Linked DNA regions of Homo sapiens: region 2 is linked to region 1. Evidence: read pairs that join two places in POLR2A ChIA-PET (ENCODE). Cell type or tissue: IMR-90. All regions are shown on one strand. Each heading gives the region's core, and the rest is flanking DNA. Links, peaks and the distances in the headings are about the cores only. Region 1 has its middle 270 kb from the start of LINC01753. Region 2 has its middle 28 kb from the start of PRKAA2.

Region 1 (12,712 bases), core at 1,830-9,829:
CAATAAGAATAGGACACATAGCACAATTTTTAAGTCAGTGAAAAGACTTAAAGAAGCATATCATGAAAGAGGATGTTCAAATGGCCATTAGCACACGTTCAACATTAGTAGCCATCAAGAAATGTAAATTAAAACCACAATGAGATGCACAATGAGATGTCACTACATATCCACAAGAATTACTAAAATTTGTTTTAAATGACAATACCATGCATTTCCAAAAGTGTAGAGCAGCTGGAACTTTTATGCACTGCTGGTAGTGGTGTAATCTGTCTTTGGAAAACTAGAAGAGTCTATTAAGGCTGAAAGAATGCACAGTCAATGGCCAAGCAATTTAACATCTAAATATATACTTACAGGCCCAAAGAGATTGGGACCTATTTTCAGCATTCTTAAAGAAAGGAAATACCAATCAAGAATTTTACATCCCATCAAACTAAGTTTCAAAAGTAAAGGAAAAATAAAAACTTTTTCAGACAAGCAAGCACTAAGGGAATTCCATTACCCCTAGACCAGCCTTACAAAAGATCCTTAGGAAGTTCTAAACATGAAAAGAAAAGAACAATAGCTGTTACCACAAAAATACACTTAAGTGCATAGCCCACAGGCCCTGTAAAGCAACTACACAATAGAAACTACAAAGCAACCAGTTAACAATTTCACAATAGAATCAAAACCTCACATATCAATACTAACCTTGAATTTATAACACATGAGCTAAACACCTCACTTGAAAGGCATGGAGTAGTAAGTTGGATCAAAAAAAAAAAATGAGACCCATCCATCGTCTGTCTTCAAGAAACCCATCTCACATGTAATGACACCCACAGGCTCAAAGTAAAGAGTTGGAGAAAAATCTGTCACTCAAATATTTATTTAAAAAAAAAGAAGAGCAGGGTCACTATTCTTATACCAGATAAAACAGACTTTAAACCAACAACAGTAAAGAAGGACAAAGAAGGGCATGACATAATGACAAAGGGTTCAATTCAACAGGACAACTTAACCATCCTAAATACATACACACTCAACACTGAAACACCCAGATTCATAAAACAAGTATGTCCAGACCTACAAAAAGACTTAGATAGCCACATGATAATAGTGGGGTACTTCAACAATCTACTGATAGCATTAAACAGATCATCAAGGGAGAAAATTAACAAATAAATTTTGAACTTAAATTTGACACTTGACCAATCGGACCTAATAGACATCTACAGAGTACTATACCCATCAACCATAGAATATACATTCTTTCTCATCTGCACACAAGACATTCTCTAAGATTGACCACATGCCTGGCTGTAAAGCAAGTCTCAAGAAACAAAACAAAATTGAAATCATGTCAACCATACTCTCAGACCACAGTGAAATAAAAATAGAAATCAATACTAAGAAGAGCTCTCAAAACCACATAATTACATGGAAATTAAATAACTTGCTCCAAGTAGCTTTTTGGTAAACAATGAAATTAAGGCAGAAATAAAAAAAATTTGAAATCAATGAAAACAGAGACACAACATACCAAAATCTCTGGCATGTAGCAAAAGTACTGCTAAGAGGAAAGCTTATAGCACTAAACATCTACATCAAGAAGTTAGAAAGATCTCAAATCAATGATCTAACATCACACCTCGAGGAACTAGAAAAACAAGAACAAGCTAACCTCAAAGGTAGAAGAAGAAAAGAAATAACAAAAATCAGAGTAGAACAAAATGAAATTGAGAACTCAAAATTCATCTAATAAAACCAAAAATTTGTGTTTTGGTTTTAGGATAAGCAAGATCAATAGACTGCTAGCTATATTAACAACAACAACAAAAAAGAGATCTAAACAAGCACAATCAGAAGTGACAAAGGTGACATTATAATCGACCCCACAAAAACATAAAGATCTTGGGAGACTATTATGAACACCTCTGTGCACAAAAACTAGAAAATCTAGAGGAAATTGATAACTTCCTAGAAACACACAACCTCCTAAGATTGAAGCAGGAAGAAACTGAAACCCTGAAAAGACAAATATTGAGTTCCAGAATTAAATGAGTAATTAGAAACCTACCAAACACACAAAAAAAGCCCTGAGCCACATGGATTCATAGCCAAATTCTACCAAACATATGAAGAACTGGTACCAATTCTACTGAAACTATTGCAAAAAAGAGAGGATCCTCTCTAACTCATTTTACAAAAGCAATATCACCTTAATGCCAAAATCTGACAAAGACAAAACAAAGAAATCTATAGGCCAATAGCCCTGATGAACATAGATGCAAACATCCTCAACAAAATACTAGCAAACTGAATCCAGCAGCACATCAAAAAGTTAATTCACCACAATCAAGTAGGCTTTATATCTGGGATATAAGGATAGTTCAACATATGCATATTAATAAATGTAACTCACCACATAAACAGAATCAAGAACAAAAACCATACAATAATCTCAATAGGCATAGAAAAAAGCTTTTGATAAAATTTAACATCCCTTCATGATAAAAAAAAAAACCCTTAACAAACTAAGCATTGAAGGAACATGTCTCAAAATAAGACCCATTTATTACAAACCCACAGCCAACATCATATTGAATGGGCAAAAGCTGGAATCATTCTCCTTAAGAACAGGAGCAGGACAAGAATGCTCACCCTCACCACTTCTGTTCCACATAGTACTGCACATCCTAGCCAGAGCAATCAGGAAAGACAAAGAAAAGGCATCCAAATAGGAAAAGAAGTCAAATTATCTCTCTTCATGAATGATATGATTCTGTATCTAGAAAAGCCTAATGACTCTACCAAGAGGCTCTTAGAATGGATCGACAACTTCAGAAAAGTTTCAGGGTGCAAAAATCAATGTACAAAATCAGCAGCATTTCTATACACCAATAACATTCAAGCTGAAAGCCAAATGAAGAATGAAATTCCTATTGGGTGTCAATGTACACTGCTCAGGTGCTGGGTGTACCAAATCTCAGAAATCGCCACTAAAGAACTTATCCATGTAACCAAACACCACCCATTCCCCAAAAACCTTTTATTGAAATTTAAAAAAATTTAAGAAGAATTCAATTCCATTTACAATAGCCACAAATAAAAATACCTAGGAATACAGCTAACCAAGGAGGTGAAAGATCTCTATAAAGAGAATTACAAAACACGACTGAAAGAAATCACAGATGACATAAACAAGTAGAAAACCATTCCATGCTCATGGATTGAAGGGATCATTATCTTAAAATGTTAATACTGCCCAAAGAAATCTACAGATTCAATGTTATTCCTATCAAACTACTGATGTCATTTTTCACAGGATTAGAAAAAACTATTCTAAAATTTATATGAAACCAAAAAAGAGCCCTGACAGTCAAAGCCATCCTAAGCAAAAAGAACAAAGCTAGAAGCATCACAATACCCAATTTCAAACTACACTGTAAGGCTACAGTAACCAAAACAGCATGGGACTGGTACAGAAATAGACACATAGACCAATGGAACAGAATAGAAAACTCGGAAATAATGCTGTACACCTACAACTATCTGATCTTTGACAAAAATCAACAAAATAAGAAATGGGGAAAGGACTCCCTATTCAATAAAAGGTGCTGTAAAGACTAGTTAACCATATACAGAAGAATGAAAACAGAGCCCTACCTTTCACCATATACAAAAAAATAACTCAAGATGGATTAAACACCTAGATATAAGATCTCAAACAATAAAAATCCTAGAAGAAAATCTAGGAAATACCATTCTGGACATCAGCCTTGCCAAATAATGTATGGCTAAGTCTTTTCAAGAGCAATGGTAACAGAAATAGAAATTGATAAGCAAGACCTAATTAAACTAAAGAGCTTCTGCACAGCAAAAGAAACTATAAACAGAGTAAAGAGACAATCTACAGAATGAGTGATAATATTTGCAAACTATGCATCAGACAAAAGTCTAATATCCATAATCTCTAAGGAACCTAAACAATTCAACAAGCAAAAAAACAACCCCATTAAAAAGTGGGCAAAGGGCCAGGCTCGGTGGCTCACGCCTGTAATCCCAGTACTTTGGGAGGCCGACGTGGGCATATCACGAGGTCAGGAGTTCAAGACCAGCCTGGCTAACATGGTGAAATCCCGTCTCTACTAAACAAAATACAAAAAAAAAAAAAATTAGCCGGGCGTGGTGGCGGGTGCCTGTAGTCCCAGCTACTCGGGAGGTTGAGGCAGGAGAATGGTGTGAACTCAGGAGGCGGAGCGTGAAGTGAGCTGAAATCGCGCCACTGCACTCCAGCCTGGAGCCTGGGTGACAGAGCGAGACTCTGACTCAAAAAAAAAAAAAAAAAAAAAAAAAAGTGGGCAAAGGACATGAACAGATACTTCTCAAAAGAAAACCTACAAGCGGCCAACAAACATAAAAAAAAGTTCAACATCGCTAATCATCAGAGAAATGCAAATTAAAACCAGATAAGATACCATCTCACACCACTCAGAATGGCCATTATTAAAAAGTCAAAAAAGAACAGATGCTGGCAAAGCTGCAGAGAAAAGGGAACACTTACACACTGTTGATGGGAGTGTAAATTAGTTCAGTCACTGTGGAAAGCAATTTAAATATTTCTCACAGGACTTAAAACAGAACTACCATTTGACCCAGCAATCCTATTACTGAGTATATACCCAAAGGAAAACCAAGTGCTCTACCAAAAAGACACATGCACTCGTATGTTCATTGCCACACTATTCACACTAACAAAGACACAGAATCAACCTAGGTGCCCATCGGTGTGGACTGGATAAATAAAACATGGTACCTATACACCATAGAATACCATGCAGCCATAAAAATAATGAAATCATGTGTTTCCAGCAACATGGATGCAGCTAGAAACCATTATCCTAAGCAAATTTACACAGGAACAGAAAACCAAATACCACATGTTCTCATGTATAAATGGGAGCTAAACATTGGGTATACTGAACATAAAGATGGGAAAAATAACTGGGGATAAACACTGGGGACTACTAAAGATGGGAGTGTGGTGGGGGAAAAGGGCTAAAACACTACATATTGGGTACTATGCTCACTACCTGAGTGACAAAACCATTAATACCCCAGACCTCACTGTCATACAATATGCCCCTGTAACAAACCTGTGCATGTACCCAATGAATATAAAACAAACGTTGAAATTATTTTTAAAAAAAAATCTTAAATGGGCAATGATGCAAAGACATACAGAGTGGTAGAACGGACATTAGAAACTCAGAAGTGGGGAGGGTGGGAGCAGGGTCAGGCATGAAAAATTATTGGTTGGCTACAATGTACACTATTTGGGTGATGAGTACACTTAAAGTCTAGACTCCACCACTATACAATTTGTTCATGTAACCAAAAACTCCTTATAACCCCTAAAGCTATTGAAATAAAACTTAAAAGAAAAAAGAAACGGGCAATAACAATTCACAAAGGCTTCTCATAAACATTAATAATTGTTCATACAAAGTATGAGGGCTTCTCAACCTATCTGTGTTTGTTTCAAGTACTGAAATTTTTGCAAGCAAGATTAAAGAAGTATTAAAGTAAATATTCATTCTGCACTCTTTAATTTTTTCTGATTAACAATGAAAATTTATGAAATTATTTTTAAAAATTGACAACTATTGGGAAAAAAATAAAATAGGTCTTTGGTAAAGAAAAATTGGGGAACCATTGAGCTACATCATCACTTGTAATGCTTCTCCCCAGTAGCACAATTACACAGTGTTTGGGATCAGCTATGGGGCTTGTTTTAAGTCATTCGTTATGAGTATTGATTAAAAAAACAGTGATTGTGAGTGTTTTATACATTTTTATGAATTAAAGTAGATTCAAATATTTCTATATTTTTTCATTTAGATACTCAAATGCTAATTTATGTGGTAACAAAAATGATGGTATTTTGTGAAGTTTACAGAGAACCAAACAGTTCTGAATGTGCTCATGGGTGTTGTTTATGTTAGCATCATCTGTCACATATATCTTACTTCAAAGCTTTTTTTTTACTCCCTTTCCTCTGAATCTCCTTGAGCTTCATTTTTGTCATTCATAAAGCAAGATATAATCATTTTTACCTACCTTATACGCTGATATAAGGATTACATAATAACACCTGTTCAATGTGTACTGTCTGGTCAATGCTCTACCAGGCATTTCCCACATATTTTTATTTTCTGGATCTGACATTCTGGGTATAAAATGTGAGTCAATCTCTTCAGCTGAACAACAGCTTATGTCAAACTCAGTCCATTATTTTATGAAAACTTGATTTTCTTCATGGAACATTCTAAGAAACCAACACACTTTACAGGAGCAAAAATGAGAAACAAGTTTTCACCCTTTGTAGAGTCGTGTTTTAGTGAGCCAAATACAAATTAAAAAGCATTTGTTCTGGGGATTAATTTTTTAAGCAAACGTAGAGCCATACAACCCTAATGTCTATCCTCTTCTACTTCATAGCTTGTATCCACACCTGAAACAATAAATAACTGTCTTCTTTCAATAGAATGTAAACTCCAATCAGCCAGCTATTTTGTCAGTTTTATTCATCATCTAACTTCAGAGTCTAGAAGACTTCCTGACACATAGTGACCACCCAATAAATATTCACTGGCTAACTGAACAAGCATGAATGAATGAGTGAATAATGGGAGGAGAGCTTCAGAACCATAATGCCAAGCCAGCAGTCTCTGATTGTATATTTCCTATCACTTAAGCAGACACATCCCTGGTTTCAGGAGAAGGCTCTACTTGAATATCCTGTGTTAACACGTCATCTGTAATTATCCACAGTCCATTGTTCCTTCTATCAGTCAGTGTCTGACAAGAAACAGAACACCCACTATGTTTAACTGAAGGAAACTTAATGAAGAGATTATTTACAGAAGTGTGGATAGTGTCAAGGGAACCAACAAGAGATAGTAACATACCCAGACACCAATGATGGCAAAGAGCTATGACCACTCCAATGGCTAAAGGGACAAGGAGAGGGACCAACATTGCCCAGTGAGTCTGGAAGATCAGGAAGAGGGGCTGCCCCGCCAGGGCTGCTGTTGGAAAGGGATGCAGCCACTGCCAAACACATGCAACCACAGTGAGTTAGAGCGGAAGTTGAAAGATTGAGTACTCACACCTTCCTCTCTGTTGCCCTCCCTCCAGTATCCTGCAGCACTCACTGGCCAAACTCAACTGGAAAACAAAGAAGAAAGAACCTGGGTGATACACTCCATAGGGACCAGAGTCTGGGGGCTCAGAGCAAATCAGAGAAGAGTAGAGAGCACATCTTGAGGGACTAACAGGGAAGAACCAACACAGCCCCTTCACATATTTTCCACCCATTGGTGGAAAACGAGCTGAAATATTCACTGTGCCCTCTATCTTTAATTCTTTGTGACAGGCTTTAATCCTCTCTCCCCAACTACATTCACTGGTCTGTCGTCTTCTCGATCTTGTATGATCACATGTGGAAAGCAAATACGAGTTAAAGGGTAATCACATAGTAGGGGTACTCAGTACGTGAGCACCCAGCAGATGTCAGACACTGGGCTGAGCACTGGATAGAGAACAGCAAATGGAGCTCCTCTTTCCTCAAGGTACTTACAGACATAGAGCGGAGGATTCAAAAGAAAGAGAACAAATCAACTAAAATTGTAACAAGGCAAGATAGCAGTTTATTGGGAATAAATGAAGAAAACCATGAAATACTTTCTTAATGAAAAATGGAAGGCCTGGCACAGTGACTCCTGCCTATAATCCGAGCATCTTGGGAAGCCAAGACAGGAGGATTGCTTGAGCCCAGGAGTTCAAGACCAGTTTGGGCAACATAGTGAGACCCTGTCTCTACAAATAATAATTTTTAAAAATTATATGAGTGTGGTAGCACATACTTGTGGTCCTAGCTGCTCAGGAGCCTGAGGCAGGAGGATCACCTGAGCCCAGGAGGTTGAGGCTGCAGTGAGCTGTAAACACACCACCGCACTATAGCCTGAGTGATGAAGTAAGACCCTGTCTCAAACAAAAACAAATTAAAATTTTTACAAATTTTATAAAAGGAAAAATAGAAACTTACATTATTGCATTCATTTCTACAAAGTTTTATCTTCTTTAAGCTTTTGTATTTTACAAGAAAAAAAAGACATTGGTGTTGATTTGAGGTAGCCAAAACAATAGTGAGTAGAAATAATTTCTGGGCACAAGAGTAGAAAGAGAAGCTTTGGAATCAAAGAACGGGAATCAAATCTTTGTTTCTACCACTTTGAAGTCCAAAAGTACTGCAATTTCATCTCTACATGGTGATAGTGATACCTATGCTACAGGGTGGCTGAGAAAATAAAATTATTTGACTTTTTGTACACAAAAGCATTTCTGGGCACTGTGCTAAGAATTCACGGTGTTATTTCTTTTTCTTTTTGCGGTGTTATTTCTAGTTAAAATATTCAACCAATATATAATGAGTAGGGTAGAAAATAGACCTGATATAGGTGAAATCTCTATATGTCCCTGTAATTGTAATTAAGGCCATCTTGGGAATAAAATGTTATAACACTGTCCATATGATTTCAAATTGTGCTCTCAATTTTCTACCCCAGGAAAAAAGCACATGATTGCACATCAAAAAACTTCTGCTCAGTGGCTAAGTTTCAGATTAGAGTTAATTTCAAGGTTGATTGGAATGTCAGAGTTAATGATTTTGTCCCCAAAAACTTGGAATTTGTAATTATCCTAAAGACTGTAAACAGCGTTGGAAAGAGCTATTTGTCTTCAGCTTGTTTTTTCCCAGAATTTCCCAGAACTGCTCCCTACCATAATCTCTTTCTGCAATAACCTCAACTGTATGCAATAGTATAATAGTTAAAACTGTGGCGCCTGGCACTCTTCTGAATTTACAAACCAGTCAGTCTATTATCAGTGTTGTTATTAGGTCACCAAGATTGTTTAACCAAAAAGTGACACAATTCTTTACCCCAACCCCCATCCATTGTTTGGCTAAGGCTAAATAAAATATGAGAAAAATATAATAAACTAAATAAGTTGGTTTGAATCCCAGATAATAAAGCACATGTGTCAAAAAGAAGTGAAAGAAGTAAAGTTATTTAAATATGGGAAATTTGTTAGTTTTCGGTAGCAAATCAGGACTGAGAAAATAGAACGGAGTAGAAAAGAGGGAAGAAGAAAGGGAAGGATGAGAGGGGAAAAGAGGGGAGCCAGGAGAGACAGAGTGAGAAGAAAGAAGAAGTAGAAGGAGGAGGAAGAAGAAAAGACAAAAAAGGAAAAGAAAGCAAGTGTGAATCCAATCCTGCAAAAGTTCACAATAACATTAGTTTCTAAGAAGAATGGGCTTGGTCCCCTATTGTGGCATCCAATGTCACTGGTATTTAAATGATTCCACCATCCAGAGATTATTTATGAACTTCAAGACCATAAATCTGTTCTGGATGACCGTGGAGCATGGCTTATGTCCTTTGGGACATGCTATGTGATACAGCTAAGCCTCTATTCCAACCCATTCCCTATCCTTGATGCGTTTCTCTCCACAGTCGTTCAGTCTTCTCATATTAAGTTGGAATTCCACACTGGCAGAGCTAGAGGGCTCTTGGAGTTCATTTAGTCCAGCCCTGCTATTCTAAAGAGAAACTAAAGCCCAGAGAAGAACAGCAGCTATTTGTCCAAAAAGCCAAGGCTAGAAAAACAATACTTGCTCCAGTCTGAGGTACCTCACAAAAAACAAAAATGAGATTTTATACAGGGCTGCAGTTGGGATAAGAGGATCAGGAATTGTTTACCTCACCCCTGAACTACCACTCCCTGTGCTCAGTGATTCTTTTGACAGGAAGCAAACAAAGTCTTCTGCTCTTCGGGGAGAATGAAGAATGTTGGGACTGACATTTATTGAGCGCTTTGTATGTGCCAGCCACTGTGCTCCTTGCTTCATATTCATGATCTCATTTAATCTTCACCACAACCTAATAACCTGGCTTCTCTGAGCACCAGTTTCCTCATCTGTAAGATGACCTTCCTAAGGTCACATAGAGTAAGTTTGTTTGCCTTTTAAACAGCAATGGTGCTGGGGAGTGGGGTGGATTTTGGAACCACTTGGATAAAGACACACAAAAATTAAAATTATCTGTAAGTTCTGAGTATTCTTTTCAGAATCACTCCTAACAGCAGAGGGATAGAGATAGAAAGCTATGGGAAGATGAGAGAAGTCTTCATTCATGTGCTTTTTTCACAGTCGGCTAAGTTGTATTAACAATTTTGTTAGTCAAGGGAGGCTATCATCTATATAACAAGCACAGCTTTGTTGTTAAGCCATTGAGATTTGAGAGTTCTTGCCCACTCCACGGTGCAAGCAAGTGTTCATCCAGCAGACTTCTTCACGGTGATTCAGAGCTCAGATTCCTCCCATCTTGTGGCACTGCCATCTTCACCATGTGACCTCCAAGGCAGCCACAGAAAAAAAGAGGATCGAGTACTGTGCAGAAGAGAATACATCACTACTACCCACCTGCCACTGGCTCTACCATGAGTGCAAAGGGCTGGGATGAGGCTTAGCTGTGTGCCTGAGAAAAGAGGAAACCAGGCCTGTGGTAAGCACTAGTGTTCTCTGCCACAATATACGGCCTTAAACAGGCAAAGAATTCTCCCATTATGTCAGAGAGTACCCCCAATAACCATGTGAGTTCAGTACCCTCAGAGTGAAGCTCTGAGGGGAGAATTAGATTCTATCAATGTTACACAGACTTAGGCTGTAGACACAGAAAAGCTCAGGTCATATTTCAGATATAAATGCAAAGTTCTTTCCTCCAAGGTCCCAGGCAATCCTGTGCTGACCAAGGGAGCTAGAAAACATTTGGCTCCTCCTTACCTAGCACAGCATCTGTAAGGCATTTCTCAACACTGAGTGAACGTCATGATAGCAACACACAGGCTGAGACACTCAGCCACTCCTTCATTAATGCAGCCAAGGAAGGAAGAGCCTGGGCTTTTCTGTCTAAATTCTTAGAATCATTGAGTCAAGCTGGCCTGGGAAATCTCAAGATATCACGTTGGCACAGTCTAGGTAGAGGAAATCAGGCATCCTGACTTCTCACTCAGAACTTTTCAAGCTTCCAAGAGTACTGCGGCCCTCTGGTTTCTGCCCAAGAGATAACTGGAAAACTTTTTCCAGTGTCTCTCCATACAAGATAATGGTTTACAGATTGGAAAGTTAAAGCATAATCTTCAAACACAAAAGGTGGGTTTGCTTCAGTATGTGGCTGATAAAGTAAAATCAACTGTCTATTAAAAACAAAATAAACACTGAGAAATGGAACATTAATAGAAACCAAACTAGAGGCAAGAAACCTGAATTTTGGATCTGGCTGTGACATTTACGATTTGTGTGATCCTGAACAGTTAGCTACAATACTCTCTGAATCTTGACATTCTCTTTTGTTGAAACCAAATGGGTTAGGTTCAGTGGTTCTCAACTAGGGGCCACACTGTCCCCTAAGGGGCATTTGTCAAAGCATGAGGGCATTTTTTGATTGTCCAGTTGTGCCTGGAGGATACAACTAGCACTTAGCAAGTAGAGAGGCCAGGGAAGCTCCATGTCCTGCAGTATGTGAAATAGTCTCACCCAATAAAGAATTATCCCTCCCATAATGCCAGTGTCATCACTGTAAGAAGAAAAATCACCCAGGATAATATATCACTACTAGGATCAAAGATTTTTTAACATAAAATTAGCCTAACTTTCTGCTTTCCTGGCTAGGAAACTCACAGCAAATTGGAGAATTCTCATTCACAGCTCCTTGTAACCTAAGTGCTTGGTATTATACTTTCTATCCCTTCTTTTCCTCATTCTCACTATATACTATCCCTCTCTCTCCTTCTCTCCAACACACAGACACACACACACACACAGACACACACACACACACACACACACACCAATTTCAAGCTTCTTAACTTTTCAATCTTACCTTAATGGTCCAATTTTAAATAAATCTTTTTTTCTATTGTTAATATACTTTTAAAAATAATTATTTTTTATTTTTATTTCAACACTTTTTGGGGTACAGGTGGTTTTGCTTACATGAATAATTTCTTGTCTTTTTCTTTTTTTTTTTTGAGATGGAGTTGCTTTCTTGCCATTGACGCTGGAGTGCAGTGGCGCGATCTTGGCTCACTGCAACCTCTGCCTCCCAGGTTCCAGCAATTCTCCTGCCTCAGCCTCCCAAGAAGCTGGGATTATAGGCACACACCACCACAACTGGCTACTTTATGTATTTTTAGTAGAGACAAGGTTTCACCATGTTGACAAGGCTGGTCTCGAACTCCTGACCTCAGGTGATCCACCCATCTCAGCTTCCCAAAGTGTTGAGATTACAGGCATGAGCCACCACATCAGTCCTCGATAATTTCTTTAGTTGTGATTTCTGAGATTTTGGTGCACATGTCACCTGAGCAGTGTACATTGTACCCAACATGTAATCTTTTATCACTCACCCCTCTCTCAACCTTCCCCTGTGAGTGCCAAAGGTCCATTATATTATTCTTATGCCTTTGCATCCTCATAGCTTAGCTCCCACTTATAAGTGAGAACATACAATATTTGGTTTTCCATTTCTGAGTTAACTTCACTTAGAATAATGGCCCCCAGCTCCATCCAAGTCGTTGCAAAGAGATTACTTCATTTTTC
Region 2 (12,712 bases), core at 1,689-9,688, 940 kb before region 1:
CACTAGGCACTGCCCCAGTGGGGACTCTGTGTGGGGGCTCCAAACCCACCTTTATCCTTTTCACTGCCCTAGCAGAAGTTCTTCATGAGGACTCTGCCTCTGTTGCAGACTTCTGCCCGGACATCCAGGTGTTTCCCTACCTCCTCTGAAATCTAGGCACAGGTTCCCAAAGCTCAGCTCTTATCTTCTGCTCACCTGCAGGCCCAACACCACATGGAAGCCATCAAGACTTAGGGCTTGCACCCTCTGAAGCAATGGCCTGAGATGTACCTTGGCCCCTTTTAGCCAGAGCTGGAGCTGGAGCATGAGATGCAGGGCACCAAGTCCTAAAGCTGTTCCGGTGAGAAAACCATTTTTCCCATGGGGCTTGTGATGGCAGGGGCTGCCATGAAGATATCTGACATGCCCTGGAGACATTTTCCCCATTGTCCAGGCTACCAACATTTGGCTAGTCATTACTTAGGCAAATTTCTGTGGCTAGCTTGAATTTCTCCCTAGAAAATGGGTTTTTCTCTTCTGTCACATGGTCAGGATGCAAATTTTTCAAACTTTTATGCTCTGCTTCCCTTTTAAACCTAAGTTTCTCGTCTCCATCTGAGACCACCTCAGCCTGGACTTCATTGTCCATATTTCTATCAGCATTTTGGTCAAAACCATTCCACAAGTCTCTGGGACTTTCTAGACTTCCAAACATCTTCCTATCTTTTTCAGAGGCTTCCAAACTGTTCCTACCTCTGCCTGTTACCCAGTTCCAAAGCCACTTGCATATTTTCACGTTATCTTTATAGCAATGCCCCACTCTTTGCGGTACACATTTCCTGTATTCATCACTTTCACACTGCTATAAAGAATAACTGAGACTGGGTAATTTATGAAGGAAAGATGTTTAATTGACTCACAGTTCTGCATGGCTGGGGAGGCCTCAGGAAACTTACAATCATGGTGGGAGGCAAAGGAGAAGCAAGGCACATTTTACATGGTGGCAGGAGAGAGAGAGAGTGTGCAGGGGAAACTGCCAGACACTTATGAAACAACCAGATCTCATGAGTCTCATGAGAATGCCCTCATTATAATGAGAACAGCATGGGGGAAACTGTCCCCATGATCCAATCACCTGCCTTGACACATGGGAATTGCAACTGGAGATGAGATTTGGGTAGGGACACAGCCAAACCATAACAGATATATTTCCTTTAATTCTCTTTTCTGTGCATATTGTATTAAATATATTTTTAAATAAAAATTGACAAGGGACTTATATGTAGTTTTCAGTTCTGCTCTTTTCACCGGATTTTTTTTTTTTTTTTTTTGAGACGGAGTCTCACTCTGTCGCCCAGGATGGCGTGCAGTGGCACAATCTCAGCTCACTGCAACCTCCATCTCCCGGGTTCAAGTGATTATCCTGCCTCAGCCTCTTGAGTAGCTGGGATTACAGGCACTCGCCACCATGGCTGGCTAATTTTTGTATTTTTAGTAGAGACAGGGTTTCACCATGTTCGTGGCGATCTCCTGACCTCAAGTGATCTGTCCGCCTCGGCCTTCCAAAGTGCTGGGATTACAGGTGTGAGCCCCCATGACTGAACTCACCTGATGTTTTATCCAAAGCAACAAATACTACTTTTTCATTAATGTCCCAACAATCCCTATAGTCTGTTTCTGCTTTATTTTCTAGTATGTGGTATTTAGTAGCTAATGTTTACTAACACTTATCACCACCTACATGCTGCACTTTTTAAAATCTTTGTCTATCTCCTCTCCCACTCCTCTATACACATACAAGAAAATAATATCCATGAAGACAAGAATATATTTATTTTGTTCTCTACTGTATCCCCAGTGCCTAAAATAGTGCGGAGCCCATGGCTGGTACTCTATTTGTTGCATGAACAATCTCACAGAGGAAGGTATAATGGCACCATCACAGTAGATATCTTAATTTAAAAGTAGATTAGATAATGTTAAGTACTACATTGAATGAATGTGAATAATATTAATTACATAGTCAATCCTTTTCATGTCTTACATTAAGTACCCATTCCTAGTTATGTAAGCTAACATGTACAGGTAATGAAATGGACAATTCCTCACGAATAATGAATTAGAGGCTTGCAGCTTATACATAGTTTTGTTCTCAAAATTCTCTTTTTTCCAGACGTTTCTCTTATCTCATCCTCTTTGTCCTGTCTTTTCCTTGTGCTTCATGTATTCCCTATAATCCTGTGTTCCAGCTTCACTGTTTTTTAAAAATTTGCAGTTTGTCATACATACATACTTACTCTTTGAACTTGATTTCACTTTTTTTTTTTCAGACATGGTCTCGCTTTGTCACCCAGGCTGGAGTGCAGTGGCACAATCTTGGCTCACTGCAGTCTCCACCTCCTGGGCTTGAGGGATCCTCCTGCCTCAGCCTGCTGAGTAGCTGGGACCACAGGTTTGTGCCACCATGCCTGGCTAATTTTTTTTGCATTTTTATAGATGCGGGGTTTCACCATGTGGCCCAAGCTGGTCTCGAAGTCCTGAGCTCAAGCAATCTGTTCTCCTTGACCTCCTAAAGTGCTGGGATTACAGGCATAAGCCATTGTGCCTGGCCTAAACTTGATTTCACTTTGATTGATGTTTTGTTCATTTGTTCAGCTACATCTTATAATACATACCTTCAATGAAATTCAGCAATTATCTACATTACCTAGATGTTAGGTAGTAGGGAATGTACCTATACGAACTCCCATCTTCTATATAATTAAAACCTGGATCATTGGAAATATTTGTATTCAAAAATCCTGTCTCTTATCTTTATCAATAATGTTTGTATTTTCTCTATTCTTTAACATATATACATAACAAGATGCATATAAAAGTTACATTTTTAACTCCACTCGATGCTACAAAATTATTTAAATAAGATAATGCATACGAAAGTGCTTGGTTGTGAACCAACTGGTATAGGTCAGGAAAAAGAAACTTAAAAAATAGAAAAATTTTAAAAAGAAAGTGCTTGGTAAGCTTTCAAGCACTGTGCATACATTATCCCAATGCAAGCATCTCAAACTAGTATAGTATGTCACTTATACATACCATTCCATGTGTGAAAATCCTTCATGTGCTAGAAGGCCATCCTCAAATCCTCATTCCAATTTTCAGTCTGAATAAACCTAGTTTATTTAAAATTTCCTCCTACAGTCTCTTTCTCAATCTCTTTTTTTAATCCCTTAATGATTTTTGTATTTTGTGACTTTTCTCTGATCTATTATTTAGCTATCTTTGTTACTATGATGATTTCACAAGTGACCCTCACTTTATTAAATAAAGCTATGCGAAAATAGAATCTGTATAAATTGTGTCATATTACAAATCCACTAAGAGAGCTACAGTTCCTTTTTTTTGTTCTTGAGACAGGGTCTCACTCTGTCACCTAGGCTGGAATGCCATGGTGCGATCACAGCTCACTGCAGCCTCGACCTCCCCAGCTCAAAGAATTCTCCCACCTTAGTCTCCTGAGTAGCTGAGACCACAGGCATGCACCACCATGCCCGGTTAATTTTTAAATTTTGTTATAGGGATGAGTTCTCCTTATGTTACCCAGGCTTGTCTCAAACACCTGGCTCAAGCGATCCTCCTGCCTTGGCCTCCCAAACTGCTAGGAGTACAGGTGTGAGCCACTGTGGCCAGTCCCTAGTGTTTCTTAAAGATCCTTTGTAGAGAGGAAAAGGGCATTAGAAAATAACTTATGTTTATGAGTTCGTGCTCTACTGCTGATCTGTAATATGACCTTGTTACTGAGCTTCTAAGCCCTAGTGTCCCATCTGTAAAGTAGAGGCTGTCAACCCCTCCTGCAGTGGTTCCCAATGGTTGGGGTCATGGGGCACACTTAAAAATGTGCAGGAGTGTTTTCAGTCCCCACAATAACTGTGAGTGGTTGTTGCTATTTAATGAGGAGACTGAGTTTAAGGGGAGTGAAGGGCAGGGACATAAATACCCTGCAATGCCTGGAGCAGTCCCTCTTAACTAGCAATTGTCCTGCCACAAAATGTTGGTAGTGATGTTATTGATAAACAGATAAAGCAATACCTTTGATGCCATTTCTACAGCTACCTGACCCCCGACCTCTGGAAGGAGACTGTATTTACCAAGTCTCCCGATCAGGAATTCACTGACCACCTCGTCAAGACCCACACCAGAGTCTCCATGCAGCGGACTCAGGCTCCAGCTGTGGCTACAACATAGGGTTTTTATACAAGAAAAATAAAGTGAATTAAGCGTAAAAAAAAAAAAAAAGAAAATTTCTCCTGATAAACTAGTGAGCACTAGATAGCAGAACGGGAGCACTTTATGATTTAAAAACAAAAAAAAAGCTGGGCATGGTGGCTCACACTTGTAATTCCAGCACTTTGGGAGGCTGAAATGGGAGGATCACTTGAACCCAGGTGTTCAAGACCAGCTGTCTCTATAACAAAATGGAAAAAAAATAGCTGGACCTGGTGAGGTGTGCCTGTATGTCCCAGCTACTTGGGAGGCCAAGGCAGGAGGATCGCTTGAGCCCAAGAAGTCAAGGCTGCAGTGAGCTGTTGGGATTGCACCACTGCACTCCAGCCTTGGTGACAGAGTGAGACCCTGTCTAAAAAAAAAAAAAAAAAAAAAAACAGGGAAAAAAAGAAAGAAAAAAAAACGAAAACCCATTCAGAATCCCTGAGACTTTTCTGCCCCGCTAAGATAATAATTTTAAAATTGTTTCCTGCATGTCTGTCCAAATAAAATTTGAAATTCTCCTGTTATGTAGAAAATATCTTTAAAATCTCTGATCAGCTCACCAGCCAGATAAGGAGACATCTGTTGATTACTTTAGAAATAGATGAGCTGATTTTCATTTTGTCTGTGTTTCTAAAGTATTACTTGGCTTTAGTCAAATCAGGTAAGCCATATTCCTAGTTGTAAATTGTATCAGATGTTTCTTTGGACGTAGACGTTCTTTGTCTCTTTGAAGGCCTAAGTTAAAAGAACTTTTCTGCTGGCTCTTCCTTACACCTGTCTCCTCCCATCTCAGGGCTTCCTTTGCCTTGCAGCCCCTTCTAGGCACTACTAGGGGCGGGCATCCAGACATGGGCAACCTGGAAGCCCAACAGGTGAACTTATGATGTTAGAGATCACAGCTAATGGATAACATCTTCCTCTTTTCTACTGCCTCCCCCACTAAGTGGGCAGTCCTGAGATACAGTGTATTCTGATTCTTAGGAGCACGGCACTTGGCAGCAACTCACACATGACATCCTCACTCTGACTCTTCCTCCTTCCTTCTTTCACTGTCTTTGTCCTTAACTCTTCTTCCATGGGATTGTACTCCCTAATAAAATAAAAGAATATAAACTCACTGCTTCAGACCTGCTTTTGGAAGATCTCAGCTAAGACATAAGTGAAGTGGAGAACTGAAACCATCATTTGGTTATTTCAGACCAATCTCTTACGGAGATCAATTTGGATTAATTTACAACACAGGAAGTTAAGTACACAAGAACAATCATATTGCCAATTGGCAAGTAAAATGAGCTGTCAGCACTGTCCAACCATCATACCACATTTCTCCTATAAGCTCACTTTCCTATTCATGGAGATATCTGTTTCATAGAATATCTATCTCCATGCCTATTACTTTCAACTGACAACCTCTCTTCAAATTAAATTGAGAAAGTAGAAACCATCAGATGGGCACAGTTTCATAATCTTATCATTAGATCCATGAACCCATCTGCATCTGCCCTCACCTCTTCCTTCTTTCCTGTTTCATCTGATGATGGGTTCTTTCTCCTACGGTTGGCCAGTTCTTCAATATAGATCTAATTCCCTTTGCTCTCCTCAGGGGGTTAGTTCCTTGTTGTTTTCCACTTTTTCTTCCACCCTCTCACTTCACTGAATTGTTCCCATCTGTATTCAAAATATTCTCTCATCTTTAAAAGACCTCCCTTCATCTCACATTCTCCTCCAGCTATTTCTACACTTCTGTATTTCCTATCCCAGTTAAGCTTCTCTGAAGGAAAAGCTGTAATCCATGTTCTTACCTTCTATTTACTCCTCAACCCACTTTAATTAGGCTTCTGCCTCCATCACTTCAGTGAAACTGCCCTTATTGAAGTCACTAATGACTTCTCTGTTGCTCAATCTAATGATCATTTTTTATGGCTTCATTTTAACTCAGCCTCAAGCAGCAATCAACACAATGAAACATTCTTTCCTTTGTATAGGCCCTTTCCATGCCTTCCTTTTAACCCTGCTCACGTGCTGTTATTTCTCCATCTCCTTTGTGTGCTCCTCCTTTTCTTTCTGTTGCTTCTGTTGTCAGTCCTGTAGGCTTGGTCTAGACCTCTCCTGTCCTCATTACATACTTAGGCATTCTCATATACACCCATGACTCAAATTACACCATTTGCAGATGACTCACAAATGTATAGCAACAACCGAGACCTCTCCCCTGAACTTTATTTCCATGTAGTGCTTACTAACATATCTTTGAATATCAAATGCACCTCAGTCTCAGCATGTCTAAAAAGCCAACTCAGCCCGGGCAACATAGGGAGACCCTGTCTCTACAAAAATAAAAAAATTAGCTGGGCGTGGTGGCACGCGCCTGTAATCCTAGCTACACCAGAGGCTGAGGTGGGAGGATCGCTTGAGCCTGGGAAGTCAGGGCTGCAGTGAGCCGTGATCACACCACTGCACTCCAGCCAGGGTGACAGAGTGAGACCCTATCTCAAAAGATTAAAAAAAACAGAACAACAAAACATTAAAAAGCCAACTCGGCCAGCCATGGTGGCTCATGCCTATAATCTCGGCACTTTGGGAGGCCAAGGTGGCCACATGACCTGAGGTTAGGAGTTCTAGACCAGCCTAGCCAACATGGTGAAACCCCATCTCTCTTTTTTTTATTTTATTTATTTACTTATTTATTTATTTATTTATTTATTTATTGAGACAGAGTTTCTCTCTTGTTGCCTAGGCTGGAGTGCAATGGCACATTCTCAGCTCACTGCAACCTCCGCCTCCCGGGTTCAAGTGTTTCTCCTGCCTCAGCCAACAAGTAGCTGGGATTACAGGCATGCACCACCACTCCTGGCTAGTTTTGTACTTTTAGTAGAGACAGGGTTTCTCCATGTTGGTCAGGCTGGTCTCGAACTCCCGAACTCAGGTGATCCGCCTGCCTTGGCCTTCCAAAGTGCTGGGATTACAGGCGTGAGCCAGTGCGCCCGGCCCGTGAAACCCCATCTCTACTAAAAATACAAAAATTAGCAGGGCATGGTGGTGCACACCTGTAATCCCAACTATTCGAGAGGCTGAGGCAGGAGAATCACTTGAACTTGGGAGGCGGAGGTTGGAGTGAGCCAAGATATTGCCATTGCACACCAGCCTGGGCAACAGAGTGAGACGCCGTCTCAAAAAATAAATAAATAAAAATAATAAAAAGCCAACTCACTATTTCCACCCCTGCCCCACACCAACTCTGCCCCAACCTGGCTGTCTTTCAGTTTTTCCTGTTTTAGTGATTGGAATCACTGTCCATCAACTCATAAAAGAAAAAACATGATTAAGGGAAACACTCCCTTAAACAATCCATCGCTAGGTTCTATCTTTTTACATATATTAAATCTATTAAAAATATTTACTCAATCTTTCTACTTTGCCACAACCACTGCCACCAGAGTATGTCAGTATCTCTTGCCTGGACTACTCCAATTTTTGTTCATCCAGCAGCTAGAATGATGTTTCCAATCCCCAAATCTCATTATTTCACCCAGTTGCTTAAACTCCTTAAATGGTTTCTATATATTTTAGAATAAAATAAGAAATCCTTAACATAGCCTATAAACCCTGCCTGTTTGCTACCAACTGATTCTTGCTCTCCAACTGATTTTCTTTTGCTCTTTGTGTTTTCAACACATTGACTTTCTTTTATTTCCTTTCCATGCACATTCCTACCACAGTATCTTAGGAAATGCCTTTTCCTCTGCCTAGAATGCCTTTTCTCTAGTTAGTGCCTCTTCAGTCTTCCAATTAGTATTATATACTCTCTCCTATGTTTTTTGTTTTGCTTTGTTTTTGTCTTTTTCTTTGTTTGTTTTTGAGACAGGGTTTTTCTCCTGTTGCCCAGGCTGGAGTGCAATGGCACGACTTTGGCTCACTGCAAACTCTGCCTCCTGGGTTCAAGCAATTCTCCTGCCTCAACCTCCCAAGTAGCTGGGATTATAGGTGTGCACCACCATCCCCAGCTAATTTTGTATTTTTAGTAGAGACGGGGTTTCACTATGTTGATCAGGCTGGTCTCTAACTCCTGACCTTCAGTGATCCACCTGCCTCGGCCTCCCAAAGTGCTGGGATTACAGGTATGAGCCACTGTGCCTGGCCTCTCCTATATTCTAAGATACAAATAATATGTGTAAGAGCATGTCCAAAGAGTTCACAGGACTTTGAATTAAAGCAGCGGCTTCAGGGATTAAAAGTCAGAACTGAATTTGAAACATTCCTACAAGGTAAAATTACTTTAATTGTATGTCTATTTTGATGGTGGCAGGGAATAAGAGGAAGGTTGGAGGTAATCTCCAAATGTTTGAGTTGTTTGACTTAATATCTAGAGGTTCCTTGAAGGAAGATGACAAATTAAAGAGAAGAAATAGGTTTACAAGAATGACTACCAGTTAATATCTAGCAAAATTATACATATATATTAGTTATTTGACTTAGCAATTACACTTCCAAGGCTCTGATATGGCTTGGCTCTGTCCTCACTGAAATCTCATCTCGAATTCCTATATGTTGTGGGAGGGACCTGGTGGTAGGTAATTGAATCATGGGGGCAGGTCTTTCCCATGCTGTTCTCATGTTAGTGAGTAAGTCTTATGAGATCTGATGGTTCCATAAGGGGGAGTTTCCCTGCCCAAGTTCACTCTTTGCCTGCTGCCATCCATGTAAGATGTGACTTCCTCCTCCTTGCCTTCTGCTGTGATTGTGAGGCTTCCCCAGCCACTTGGAACTATGAGTTCTCCATTAAACCTCTTTCCTTTGCAAATTGCCCAGTGTTGGGTATGTCTTTATCAGCCACGTGAAAACGGACTAATACAGTAAATTGGTACCAGTAGAGTGAGGCACTGCTGAAAAGATACTCAAAAATGTGGAAGAAACTTTGGAGCTGGGTAACAGGCGAGACTGGGACAGTTTGGAGGGCTCAGAAAAAGACAGGAAAATGTGGGAAAGTCTGAAACTTTCTATAGAATTATTGAATGACTTTGACCAAAATGCTGATAATGATATGGACAATAAAGTCCAGGCTGAGGTGGTCTCAGATGGAGATGAGGAACTTGTTGGGAACTGGAGCGAAGGTGACTCTTGTTATGTTTTAAGCAGAGACTTGCGGCATTTTGCCCTGCCCTAGAGATTTGTGGAACTTTGAAATTGAGAGAGATAATTTAGGGTATGTTGCAGAAGAAATTTCTTTTTAAAAATATTTTGTTATACTTTAAGTTCCAGGGTCCAGGTGCACAACGTGCAGGTTTGTTACATATGTATACATGTGCCATACTGGTGTGCTGCACCCATTAACTCGTCATTTACATTAGGTATTTCTCCTCATGCTATCCCTCCCCCATTCCCCCACCCCATGACAGGCCCTGGTGTGTGATGCTTTCCGCCCTGTGTCCAAGTGTTCTCATTGTTCAATTCCCACATGTGAGTGAGAACACGCAGTGTTCGGTTTTCTGTCCTTGTGATAGTTTGCTCAAATGATGGTTTCCAGCTTCATCCATGTCCCTACAAAGGACATGAACTCATCCTTTTTTATGGCTGCATAGTATTCCATGGTGTATATGTGCCACATTTTCTTAATCCAGTCTATCATTGATGGACATTTGGGTTGGTTCCAAGTCTTTGCTATTGTGAATAGTGCTGCAATAAACATATGTGTGCATGTGTCTTTTTAGTAGCATGATTTATAACACCCAGTAATGGGATCACTGGGTCAAATGGTATTTCTAGTTCTAGATCCTTGAGGAATCGCCACACTGTCTTCCACAATGGTTGAACTAGTTTACACTCCCACCAACAGTATAAAAGCATTCCTATTTCTCCACATCCTCTCCAGCACCTGTTGTTTCCTGACTTTTTAATGATCACCATTCTAACTGGTGTGAAATGGTACCTCATTGTGGTTTTCATTTGCATTTCTCTGATGACCAGTGATGATGAGCATTTTTTCATCTGTCTGTTGGCTGCATAAATGTCTTCTTGTGAGAAGTGTCTGTTCATATCCTTTGCCCACTTTTTGATGGGGTTGTTTGACTTTTTCTTGTAAATTTGTTTAACTTCTTTGTAGATTCTGGATATTAGCCCTTTGTCAGATGGGCAGATTGCAAAAATTTTCTCCCATTCTGTAAGTTGCCTGTTCACTCTTATGGTAGTTTCTTTTGCTGTGCAGAAGCTCTTTAGTTTAATTAGATCCCATTTGTCAATTTTGGCTTTTGTTGCCATTGCTTTTGGTGTTTTAGTCATGAAGTCCTTGCCCATGTCTGTGTCCTGAAGGTATTGCCTAGGTTTTCTTCCAGGATTTTTATAGTTTTAGGTTTAATATTTAAGTCTTTAATCTATCTTGAATTAATTTTTGTATAAGATGTAAGGAAGGGATTCAGTTTCAGCTTTCTACCTATTGCTAGACAGTTTTCCCAGCACCATTTATTAAATAGGGAATCCTTTCCCCATTTCTTGTTTTTGTCAGGTTTGTCAAAGAACAGATGGTTGTAGATGTGTGGTGTTATTTCTGAGGGCTCTGTTCTGTTCCATTGGTCTATATCTCTGTTTTGGTACCAGAACCATGCTGTTTTGGTTACTGTAGCTTTGTAGTATAGTCTGAAGCCAGGTAGCATGATGCCTCCAGCTTTGTTCTATTTGGTTAGGATTGTCTTGGCAATGCAGGCTCTTTTTTGGTTCCATTTGAACTTTAAGGTAGTTTTTTCCAATTCTGTGAAGAAAGTCATTGGTAGCTTGATGTGGATGGCATTGAATCTATAAATTTACTTGGGCAGTATGGCCGTTTTCACGATATTGATTCTTCCTATCCATGAGCATGGAATGTTCTTCCATTCGTTTGTGTCCTCTTTTATTTCATTGAGCAGTGGTTTGTAGTTCTCCTTGAAGAGGTCCTTCACATCCCTTATAAGTTGGATTGCTAGGTATTTTATTCTCTTTGAAGCAATTGTGAATGGGTGTTCGCTCATGATTTGGCTCGCTGTTTATCTGTTATTGGTGTATAAGAATGCTTGTGATTTTTGCACATTGATTTTGTACCCTGAGACTTTGCTGAAGTTGCTTATCAGCTTAAGGAGATTTTGGGCTGAGATGATGGGGTTTTCTAAATATACAATCATGTCATCTGCAAACAGGGACAATTTGACTTCCTCTTTTCCTAATTGAATACCCTTTATTTCTTTCTCTTGCCTGACTGCCCCGGCCAGAATTTCCAAAATTATATTGAATAGGAGTGGTGAGAGAGGGAATCCCTGTCTTGTGCCAGTTTTCAAAGGGAATGCTTCCAGTTTTTGCTCATTCAGTATGATATTGGCTGTAAGTTTGTCATAAATAGCTCTTATTATTTTGAGATATGTTCCATCAATACCTAGTTTATTGAGAGTTTTTAGCATGAAGGGCTATTGAATTTTGTCGAATGCCTTTTCTGCATCTATTGAGATAATCATGTGGTTTTTGTCTTTGGTTCTGTTTATGTGATTATGTTTATTGATTTGTGTATGTTGAACCAGCCTTGCATCCCAGGGATGAAGCCAACTTGATCTTGGTGGATAAGCTTTTTGATGTGTCGCTGGATTCGGCTTGCCAGTATTTTAAGGAGGATTTTCGCACTGATGTTCATCAGGGATATTGGTCTAAAATTCTCTTTTTTTGTTGTGTTTCTGCCAGGCTTTGGTATCAGGATGATGCTGGCCTCATAAAATGAGCTGGGGAGGATTCCCTGTTTTTCTATTGATTGGAATAGTTTCAGAAGGAATGGTACCAGCTCCTCTTTGTACCTCTGGTAGAATTTGGCTGTGAATCCATCTGGTCCTGGACTTTTTTTCGTTGGTAGGCTATTAATTATTGCCTCAATTTCAGAGCCTGTTATTGGTCTATTCAGGGATTCAACTTCTTCCTGGTTTAGTCTTGGGAGACTGTATGTGTCCAGGAATTTATCCATTTCTTCTAGATTTTCTAGTTTATTTGCATAGAGGTGTTTATAGTATAGTTTGTATTTCTGTGGGATCAGTGGTGATATCCCTTTTATCATTTTCTATTGCGTCTATTTGATGCTTCTCTCTTTTCTTTATTAGTCTTTCTAGCAGTCTATCAATTTTGTTGATCTTTTCAAAAAACCAGCTCCTGGATTCATTGATTTTTTGAAGGGATTTTTGTGTTTCTATCTCCTTCAGTTCTGCTCTGATCTTAGTTATTTCTTGCCTTCTGCTAGCTTTTGAATTTGTTTGCTCTCGCTTCTCCAGTTCTTTTAATTGTGATGTTAGGATGTCAGTTTTAGATCTTTCCCACTTTCTCTTGTGGGCATTTAGTGCTATAAATTTCCCTCTACACACTGCTTTGAATGTGTCCCAGCGATTCCGGTACATTGTGTCTTTGTTCTCATTGGTTTCAAAGAACATCTTTGTTCTGCCAGTAGTCATTCACGAGCACGTTGTTC

What was found. ChIA-PET counts read pairs that join two places held together with the same protein. Peaks named below come from ENCODE experiments on the same cell type or tissue, not always from the same donor. Only the 100,000 strongest peaks of a DNase experiment are listed, where the experiment ranks them.
Region 2: POLR2A ChIA-PET joins it to region 1 with 9 read pairs; 1 of 35 experiments calls an interaction of 5 or more read pairs at or near these places.

The regions. Positions count from the first base shown.
Region 1 is chr1:55,667,766-55,680,477 of GRCh38, reverse strand. No RefSeq gene overlaps it. Among named protein-coding and RNA genes, the nearest start is that of LINC01753, 270 kb to the left of the region's middle. In IMR-90, for the core only: no CTCF peak of the experiment used is centred there; no DNase peak of the experiment used is centred there; H3K27ac peaks cover 825 bases.
Region 2 is chr1:56,610,921-56,623,632 of GRCh38, reverse strand. No RefSeq gene overlaps it. Among named protein-coding and RNA genes, the nearest start is that of PRKAA2, 28 kb to the left of the region's middle. In IMR-90, for the core only: no CTCF peak of the experiment used is centred there; a DNase peak (open chromatin) is centred at 6,422.